Linked DNA regions of Homo sapiens: region 2 is linked to region 1. Evidence: read pairs that join two places in POLR2A ChIA-PET (ENCODE). Cell type or tissue: IMR-90. All regions are shown on one strand. Each heading gives the region's core, and the rest is flanking DNA. Links, peaks and the distances in the headings are about the cores only. Region 1 overlaps LOC105376105 (a long non-coding RNA gene). Region 2 has its middle 370 kb from the start of SPATA31D1.

Evidence for each region. Peaks named below come from ENCODE experiments on the same cell type or tissue, not always from the same donor. Only the 100,000 strongest peaks of a DNase experiment are listed, where the experiment ranks them.
Region 2: POLR2A ChIA-PET joins it to region 1 with 5 read pairs; 1 of 35 experiments calls an interaction of 5 or more read pairs at or near these places.

Annotation. Positions count from the first base shown.
Region 1 is chr9:81,896,493-81,901,875 of GRCh38, forward strand. The region is part of intron 5 of LOC105376105 (a long non-coding RNA gene); the gene reads right to left. Among named protein-coding and RNA genes, the nearest start is that of SPATA31D4, 29 kb to the right of the region's middle. In IMR-90, for the core only: no CTCF peak of the experiment used is centred there; a DNase peak (open chromatin) is centred at 2,619; H3K27ac peaks cover 210 bases.
Region 2 is chr9:82,353,968-82,359,350 of GRCh38, forward strand. It overlaps a transcript of LOC105376107 not described here. Among named protein-coding and RNA genes, the nearest start is that of SPATA31D1, 370 kb to the left of the region's middle. In IMR-90, for the core only: no CTCF peak of the experiment used is centred there; a DNase peak (open chromatin) is centred at 474; H3K27ac peaks cover 141 bases.

The DNA of each region.
Region 1 (5,383 bases), core at 317-5,316:
GAGCTATCATTTGACCCAGCAATCTAATCACTGGGTATATACCCAGAGGAAAATAAATCATTCTACTAAAAAGACACATGCACTCATATATTCATTGCAGCACTATTCATAATAACAAAAACCTGGAATCAACGTAGGTGTCCATCAGTGGTGGACTGGATAAACAAATCACGGCCGTAATCCCAGCACTTCGGGAAGTCAAGGCGGGTGGATCATGAGGTCAGGAGCTCGAGACCAGCCTGGCCAACATAGTGAAACCCTGTCTCTACTAAAAATACAAAAATTAGCTGGGCGTGGTGGTGCACACCTGTAGTCCCAGCTACTTGGGAGGCTGAGGCAGGAGAATCACTTGAACCTGGGAGGCAGAGGTTGTGGTGAGAGATGATGCTACTGCACTCTAGCCTGGGTGACACAGCGAGACTCTGTCTCAAAAAAAAAAAAAAAAAAAAAAAGAAAATGTGGGACATATACACCATGGAATACTATGCAGCCATAAAAAGAAGAAAATCAAGTTCTTTGCAGCAACGTGGATGCAGCTGGAGGCCATTATCCTAAGTGAATTAACACAGAAACAGAAATCCAAATGCTGCAGGTTCTTACCTGTAAGAGGGAGCTGAACACTGGGTACTCATGGACATCAAGATGGGAGCAATAGACACTGGGGACTCCACAAGGAGGGTGGAAGGGATGGGGAAAGGGCTGAAAAACTTCCTGTTGGTTACTATGTTCACTCTCTGGGTGACGGGATCATTTATACCCCACACCTCAGCATCAAGTAATATACCCATGTAACAAAGCAGCACATGTACCCACTGAATCGAAAATAAAAAATGGAAAACAAAAAATAAATAAAACTAAAATAAAGTAAAAGGAAATCTTCTGTAGCTCCTCCAGGAGGAGTTAATTCTTGCCTCTATCTTCTGACACTTTGGATTTCTGTTGTCTAGAATGCAGGGTGCATTGTAATTATTTGTTTTCTTGTCTGTCTCTCTCAGTAGGCAGCATGCGTAGGGACAATGCCTTTATCTTTATATTCCAGTGCCTAGCAGAGTATACAGTGGGAATTTTAGAGATATTTGCTGAGCAAACTTTAGACTTTTAATAACTTTATTAAATGTTACTATCCAATAAAAAGATATGGGTTAATTTTAAAAAGTCATTTGAGAAAGACACATGTACACACATGTTTATAGTAGCACAATTTGCAATTGCAATGATATGAAACCAACCTAAGGGCCTATCAAGAAATGAATGGGTAAAAAAAATGTAGTATATATACACACCATAGAATACTACTTAGCCCTGAAAAAGAATGAAATAATATTTTTTGCAGCATCTTAGATAGAGCTGGAGGCCTTTATTCTAAGTAAAGTAATTCAGGAATGGAAAACTCAATATCATATATTCTCACTTATAAGTGGGAGCTAAGCTATGAGGATGCAAAGGTATCAGAATGATATAATGGACTTTGGGGACTCAGCGGGGAAGGGTTGGAAAAGGGTGAGGGATAAGACTATATATTGGGTACTGTGTACACTACTTTGGGAATGGGTGCACCAAAATCTTAGAAATCACCACTAAAGAACTTATCCATGTAACTAAAAACCACCTGTACCCCTATTGAAATAAAAGCTATTGAAATAAAAATGGGCCAGGTGCGGTGGCTTATGCCTGTAGTCTCAGCACTTTGGGAGGCCGAGGCAGGTGGATCACGAGGTCAGGAGATCGAGACCATCCTGGCTAACACGGTGAAACCCCGTCTCTACTAAAAAATACAGAAAATTAGCCGGGTGTGGTGGCGGGTGCCTGTAGTCCCAGCTACTTGGGAGGCTGAGGCAGGAGAATGACATGAACCTGGGAGGCGGAGCTTGCAGTGAGCCAAGATCCCACCACTGCACTCCAACCTGGGCGACAGAGCGAGACTCCATCTCAAAAAAAAAAAAAAAAAAAAAGAAAGAAACATGAAAACGTTATGTATGGATTAATTTATTTACATAACTATTCATTCATGGGTCCATTTATTTATATGCTAAGCATAAAAGTGGAGAGATGCATATCTTTTACTTAAAAATTTTTTTCTTTTTCTTTTCTTGGGTTATCTTCAGACTGAAGAGAAACAAATATAAAATAATTATATAATGAATGAAAGATTTGCTGTAGTGAAAAGTGCCAAGAAAGATACCCAGTGGGTACAGTGGAAGTATATGGAGTGTGGGGTGAGTGCTGCTGATGAAAAGAAATGGTCTAGGGAAAAGGGGAGTGCAGAGCCTTCCAGGCCCAGGAAAGAGTCTGCTCAAAGGCCCTGAGATAGAAGGGAGCATACTCAGACAGGGAACCGAAAGACAGGGTATCTGGAGCAGAGAGAGCAAGTGGATCTATGTCCAGAAGAAAGGCTGTTTCCCAGAGCACACAGATTCTCACAGGCCCTTTTAGGAAGCTTTGTCTTTATCCTAAATGCAGAGGGAAACCAGTGAAAAGTGGAGTGGTTTTGGTATGTGTATTATTACATTTTTGTGGGAATTACATTGGCCAAATGATAATTTGCTCTATTGTTTATTTTTGTGTTGACTACGCCAGTTTCTTTAGGACAGGAACCATAGCTTACATTTCTTAGAGTTCCCAGCATTTCATACTATACAGTAAGTAGAGTTGGGGAACAAAGAAATGTGTGCTGCCTGTTCTATTTCAGATTCTTGAGGGTGAGGTTTTATGTAAACACACTTACAAAGAAACTAAGTTGGCTGGGCACTATGGATCATGCCTGTAATCTCAGCAGTTTGGGAGGCTGAAGCAGGTGGATTGCTTGAGCTGTGGAGTTCAAAACCAGCCTGGGCAACATAGCGAAACCTGTCTCTACAAAAAAAAAAAAAAAAAAAAAATCAACAACAAAAATTAGCTGGGTGTAGTGGCACGTGCCTGTAGTTACAGCTACTTGTGAGGCTGAGGCAGGAAGACCACTTGAGCCAGGGAGTTTGAGGCTGCAGTGAGCTATGATTTCACCACTGTACTCCAGCCTGGGTGACAGAGCAAGACCCTGTCTCAAAAAAAAAGAAAAAAAAAAGAACTTAGTTAACCAAGTCCATTGGATAGCTTGCTATGATATGCAATTTGTGTGAAAATGGTGAGAAATGAATATGGTGGATGGACAGCTGGTTATCCATTACTAACTTGATTGAAAAAAACTGTTTCTTAAGTGTTTGGGAAACTAATAGCCAGGGTTAGTTGCGGAAGAGCCTACTTCCTTTGTTCCATTAAGTTATTTTATTGCTCATGATGTTTCAAGTTTTGCCATTACAAAATCATTATTCAGGCCTTGAAAGACTCTTTGGTCTTTAAAAAATCCTCTTTGAAAATATAAGTACCTAATGTCGGGTAAAAGATGTACTAAATTTGTCAGCTGACATCTTTGGGATATTTTGATGGGCTCCAAATATTAAAGATACACACACACACACACACACACACACACACACACACACACTTGGGTTAGAGCAGACACATCTGTGATGTGGAAGTGAAGTTAGTTTGGTGGCCAGAAATGAGTATCATTTTGTGAATATTGGCAATGATTCTGCCATTGACTATCACTGAATCTGTCTGGAATTAGGTTTCACAGTAAAACAGAGTGCTTGTCTCTCTAATCTCCAGGACACTATGAAATTTAATCATATGATGAGGAAAAGTGTGATGAACTTTGGGACGTGAGCTGCTTTGTTATATAAGCTGAGCTGGTGGCACTGTCTACACAAAGCCTTTGTATTTCCTTCCTTCCTTCCTTTCTTCCTTACTCCCTCCCTCCTTCCCTGCTTCCCTCCCTCCCTCCCTCCCTTTCTCCCTTCCTCCGTTCTTCCTCTCCTCTCCTCTCCTCTCTTCTCCTCTCCTCTCCTCCCCTCCCCTCCCCTCTGCTCCCCTCTCCTCTCCTCTCCTCTCCTTTCCTTTTTCTTCCTTCTTTTCACAGTTAATCACAAGCCTTTAATGAGACAGGGCCACAGACCTGATCACTTAACATCTGATATAAGGAAGGGGGAGGTTAAATACATGTGCAGGGTGTCACCGAGCCACAGGCCAGGAGTGTGTTGGATGGGTCTACATGATCCATATGGACTACTAATCACGGGAGTTCCGTGTGGGGGCAGGACCAGGTGGGGTGGGGTATCCCAGTGCCTGCTGCATAGCTCTCTGGGGATCTGGCCTCCTCTCAGCTCAGCAGCCTGCAGGGTTTGCCTGCACCATGACACTCACTGGTTTTATGGCAGGAGGCAGAAGCCACCTTGGACTCTCAAAGTGCTGGGATTACAGGTGTGAGCCATCGTGCCTGGCTGAATGATTTTTTAATAACGACAATTTTAGATTGATTCTCAAAAATACCTGCGTCAATAGGGCAGACTCTGATCTTGGTGCCCTCCAAAGAGTTGCCTGTGTTCTCATTCCAGCAATCCAGGGATGGGAAGAGACCAATGTAACTTTTGCTTTACAAAGAGAATTTTCATACCTAATCTCCCAAAAGTATTTCTAAGGATGCCTCAGTGTCAGGTGCTGGGCAGCATGGCCAAGAAATAGCTAAGCCAGGATGCTGGGGATATTTGCATTCTCCACTCACTCTTCCAGCAGGCAAATTCTGTTTTGCAATTTGTTATTACATGAAAAAAAGGAAGTGTTTGGGAAGCAATGTAGCCTGTATTCTGTACTTTTTCTACCTTTGTTTGAATGCCCTTGGTTGACTTTGCCTACGAATGTAAATTTGAGAAATGACTGGAATGCAATTTTTTAAATTGATGTATTTAATACCTTGTTTGAGTAAGGATTGGAAAGGGCTCAGAAAAAATAATCTTGGGTAGTTTCCTTAATATCCAAGCCAAAGGTGGCAAATATGTAGCAAGTTTATTATCAGTCTGACCCCTTTCCTCCCTTCTCCTACCAGATGTCACTAACAGAGCACTGCATTTTTTTTTTTCAGACAGACCCTCCGAATCCTTAAAATGTGCCCAGATAGCCACCATTATTAGAATTGGCACATGAGGTGCACTTACCTTCCAAAGCTGATCTTTGGAAATACTCCCAAAGTATTTCTAGATGTGAGAATCTTGAGTGATGTGAGTCACGTTTTAGTTGGATTTTCATACGTTTTCAGATAGATTTTAGTTAGATTTTCACAAAAAGCATTACTATCTTAATTGTTTGTGAAGTTCACTTAGGCAAAAATTATGTATTTCAAGGCAACACAAGATAAAACTTGGTGCTTTTTGAGCCCTCCTCTTGGTGCTGGTAGGTTATTTAGGGCCTTGGAAAGGAAGAAATCTCATATTCTGTGTCTAAATTATGTTAAAACTGTGCAGACATCCAGTTTCCAAGGTCCCTGAGAGAAAACACACATACAGACACA
Region 2 (5,383 bases), core at 148-5,147, 460 kb after region 1:
TAAGATTCAACATTAGAGAAATTTGGAAGGAACCACAGTGTTCCTGACTGAGACCTCTTGGTGGGAAAGGAACATGACAATGATAGATGAGAACATACAGTGAGAGATAGGAAGTTGGGGCTTCCCGAAGTTTCCAAAAGGATCTAAGACAGGTCTGTCTTTGCCAGACCCTGTACTGAGCCTTCATATGGTCCCAGCCGTGGCCAGCCTAGTTCTGACATCGCGACTGGGCAACAGTGGGATGGCTCAGCGTTTGAAATGAGTGGTGACCTCCATGGTGGCCTCAGGATCTAAATGTACAAGGGCTTCACTGTAGCTGTGGACCCTTGTCCAGTGTCTGCAGACCCTGAAGTGACAATGCCAACAGTGCTGCCTCTGACTCATGGTTCTCTCACATTTAGAAGAGTCATCGAAGTCCTTTGGTCTACATCATTGTGATTGAGGGGATATGGGATACCAAACTGCCTGCCCACACAGGCTTCTGGGGTTTTACATGATTCATTAGAATAATAAAAAGGATGTGGCTACGTTTATACCTCCAGGCTGGTGAAGTAAGTCACTATTACTCAAGCATTCTTCATGTTATTACAAACATTAATGCCTGCCTAGCCATGTACTGAGAGAGTGTACTATATTTTATTTTCTAATTTCTCCTTTATTGGAAATTTAACTCTTTTGCATGAGACATTTCTGGTAGAACCTAGTATTTGTTTTAGCACTATTAGTGTAATAGTAGTAGGCATATATTTTCTAGTTGCTAAAAATATGCAGCTCCAAACATTATTTTTTGGGGTGTGAAGTTAACTTCCTTCTCTTGTATTTGAGGGGCATTAGGGGGTTTTGTCAAGAGTGGGGCATGAGGGAGAGGAGGCTCAGAGAACTAAGAGTGTACACCATGCTTGCTGGTCCCGGGTTCTCAAAGGCATCTTTGACCAGAAGGGGGGTCAAGGATAGTACTATCTGTTGGGAGGAAGCCACACATCCAGTGGATGTAAAAGAGCATGACTGTCCCCAGTGAGACCCTAGTAATAAGCAGGGCATGGCACATGGTAGGTGCTTGGTACTTACTCTTTTTTAATTTTTGGATGGTTGAATATTTCCACTAAGCATTCAGAGAACAGATTATAAACCTATGTAAGCATTCCAGAATTATAAGATTAGACTTGCATAAAGTTGCCATGTAATTTAAAAAATGCTCTTTAACCTATGGAAAGGTTTTTTTTTTCCATGAAAAAATTGGTAATGATATGTACACTAATCTATATAAAGAGCATAAGATTATAATACAAATAAATCCATGTGATTCCTTCCCGTGTGATGTTATGTTGTTTCAAGATAATATTTTTCCCCATAGTGGTTATGTGATCTTCTATATCTGGATGTAAACAACAACAATAACAACAAAAAGAAACAAAAAAACACTCATGCCAAAGGAAATAATGACTATAGCTCATGGTGGTGAATGATACTTTGGGGGAGATAGGAAACTACCTTAGACCTGTACTTCTGAGTGCACATTATTACTTTTGCTTGATTTCCCTCTAACTTCTATTTATTTGAGAACCATGATCAAATGAGACCACAGGCACCACTTTCAATTACAGAGATTAAGGAAATATAGCATGAGTTTTGTTTTGTTTTATTTTTCTAGAGGACATTTGCCCTATATTCTTGGAAAATGGCAGCCTGTGGAATAATTTGTCTGGTCAGGCCCCAGCTACTTTGCCTTGAAAGGGGAACCCATTAGGAGTAGCTGCCTTACAAATCCTGGCTCTGAGTCCATCTTTTAAAATTTCAGTTTATTTTTATTTTTTAAAAATTTTGTTTTTCCTATTTATTTGTTTATTTTTGAGACAGGGTCTCACTCTGTGGCTCAGGTCAGAGTGCAGTGGTGCAATCACAGCTCACTGTAGCCTCAACCTCCCAGGCTCAAGTGATCCTGTCACCTCAGCCCCTGAATAGCTGGGTCTACAGGTGTGTGCCATCATGTTGGCACACGTTGGCTAATTTTTAAATTTTTTTGTACAGACTGTGTTGCCCAGGCTGATCCCAAACTCCTGGGCTCAAGCAGTCCTTTCACCTCAGTTTCCCAAGTAGCTGGGATTACAGGCACACGCCACCATGCCCAGCTGTATTTTTTTATTGATTTACATTTTTTTTTGTAGACACCAGAAAATAAATTTTCTTCCACAACATAGAGATTGGATTTAAAAGTTCTTTTTTTGCTTTTTTTTTTAGATGTTTAAAGGAAACTGATTAAACAATGAGATAAAGCTCTAGACATAAGATAAATGGTAATAAAAACAGTATCTTAAAAGGGATTAGTTATCTGCAATCAACAGAGCGCATTTAACGTATATTATCACATTTGAATCAGAGAACAGCCCCCTGAAGCCAGGTGGGGAAGCATTTTGCTCCTCTTTTCATAGTGGAAGGAACTGACACTCAAAAAATTTAGGGGTTGTGTCCATGACAATAGAAGTTGTAACTGCAGATTAGAGTTCCAGTTTTCTCACTCCCCTTTCTGCCTTTTTTTCCCCACTTCACCATGTTGCTGTTGAAGGTGCCAGAGTCTTGGAATTTTTATGTCTTTTTCTCAAGAGTCATTCATAGTCCCAGAATATCTTTGCAAGGGAAATGAATGACCCTTCTGAAATTTAGAGCCACTCACATATTTATGTCATCAGTATAGCTCCATTTACAAACTCTTACAAATAACATGAAAGCTTGAGGCATTCCTTTTATTTTATTTTTCTCTTCCTTTCTGTCTTATACATGTCCAGAGGCACTCTTTTTGGTGTCATTTCCTAAGGGAAAAGAACATAGAAATTCTTGTTCTTCCTCAAAGCTGATAAATAATCTGGCAGCTTTTTATTTAAATTAAAAAAAAATGCTTTCTGTAGACTTGATCGGTTATGCCAAATTTCTCTCATAAGTTTTGGAGAGATTTTAAAGTTTTCTTTTATATTTTCTGGGCACAAGTCTTCTTGACAGAAAATTGCAACAAGAAAAAGGTCTGTTCCCTTTTGGAATACTTTCCACACGGAAGGCTTGGGAGGAAAGTTGCAACATATGTTAGAGACCCTATCTCTAGGAGCTGGGCCAGAAGAGACAGCATGAAACAGGGAAAGGTGATTCTCTGTGCTTTCAAGCTTCAGTTCCCTTTTTAAAGAACTCCATTCTCCTGGCCAGGAAAAGGAAATAGAATGGGTTCTGAAGCAGATGCTGCTCAGACTTGCTGGTTATCAGAGAAGGAGTGAGAAGGCAAAGGAGAAAAAATCACTGTATGTGTGTGCTCACTTGTGTGTGCTCACTTATGTGTGCATGCAGGGATGAGAGGGTGTCAAAACTTGGGAAACCAGTACAATCTCCAAAACAAGGCATCTTTTGAATTTTAAGTAAAAATTAAGGGCCAGGCACAGCGGTTCATGTAATCCCAAGCACTTTGGGAGGCCAAGGCGGGCAGATCACTTGAGGTCAGGAGTTTGAGACCAGCCAACAAGGTGAAACCCCATCTCTACTACAAAAAAAAAAAAAAATACAAAAATTAGTCCAGTGTGGTGGCACATGCCTGTAGTCCCAGCTACTTGGGGAGCCTGAGGCAAGAGAATCGCTTGAATTGGGAGGCGGAAGTTGTAGTGAGCTGAGATCCAGCCACCTCACTCCAGCCTGGGAGACTGAGCAAAACTCTGTCTCCAAAAAAAAAAAAAATTAAGGAAAGGAAAATGAGGATATCTTTAGAGCAAGAATCAGCAAACTTCTTCTGTAAAACACCAGATAATAAATATTTTTCATTTTGTGGACCATATAGTCTGTCTCAAATATTTAATTCTGACGTAGCACAAAAGCAACCTTATTTTAGGGACACCAAAATTTGAATTTTATATAATGTTCAAATGTCAGGAAATATTTTTGTTTTGATTTTTTTTCTCCCAACTGTTTAAAAATGCGAAAGCCATTTTCAATTGGGCTGTGAGCTGTACAAAAGCAAGCAGTGGACTGGTTTGGCCTCTGGGTTTGCCTAACCCTGTTCTAGAGGAAAGATGAGGCTAGCATGGTGTGGTGTGAAAATGTGAAGTAATTATTTTTTATTATTCTTATATGAAGTAGCAACTAGATGAGCACATTTCCCCCATGTGCCCCTTAACCGTCTTGCACAAAAATGAAAACAAAAAAAGAAAACATGTTGATTGCAATCTCATCTCTCTGAAATTTACTTAATTCTGAAATTTCTTTTTTTTCTTTTCTTTTTTTTTTTTTTTTTTTTTTTGAGATGGAGTCTTGCTCTGTCACCCAGGCTGGAATGCAGTGGTGCGATCTTGGCTCATTGCAACCTCCGCCTCCTGGGTTCAAGCAGTTCTCTGCCTCAGCCTCCCTAGTAGCTGGGATTACAGGTGCCCGCACCACACCCAGCTAATTTTTGTATTGTAATAGAGATGGGGTTTCACCATGTTGGCCAGGCTGGTCTTGAGCTCCTGACCTCGTGATCCACCCACCTCGGCCTCCCAAAGTGCTGGGATTACAGGTGTGAGCTACTGCACCTGGCCAATTCTGAAATATTCGCAAAAGTCACACCAAAATTTACCATTGATTGGAAGTTTAGTTGCCTAGCCAGCTTTATATTTAAGGCCTATAGACTTTAACTAATTTAGAGAAATCTGAAGACTAAAGGAAGAATGTCTGATTTTAAAGTAGTACTGTGTTTATTTGAAGGAACCATCCCCCCTTCCTCCTCTGATGGAATTATCCCGAGAATCCATATTAAACATCACTGTGTTAATTTTCTGCTCTACAATACAACACAACTGTCACATGATACTAAAAACATGGACATGTGTGGAATCAAGTAAAATAATAAGGTGTCAAAATGTCCTGCATATGTGGGGAAAGAACCTATGTTTTTAACTGAATTGTAAAAAAGAAATCACTCATTTTGAAAGGAAATCTTTTCTGATGAGCAGAATATAAGATGACTGTAAGTGCATATCTGTGAATCTTCATTTTCAAGGTATTTTCTCCTTACTTAATGTTCTTACCCTACTCATGTCTGTAACTATGGTACTCAGATTAATTAGGATATGATTTGAAAAGAATGTTGGACTATGACCATAAACACAGACCTTTCCACTTAATCATTGCCGTTAATCCCAGGTATGGCCAATAATGTAGACGTAAACTTGTGGAAGTGAGAGTCATCCAGATCCTCGCTACTCAGATGTGTTCTATAGACCAGGAGTATCAGCATCACCTAGACTTTTGTTGGAAATGCAGAGTCTCAGGCCTCAGTCCAGACTCATTGGATCATAATCTGCATTTTAACAAAATCATCAGATGATTTGTATGCGCATTAATTGTAAAGAGACATTCAGCTTGTAGTAATAGT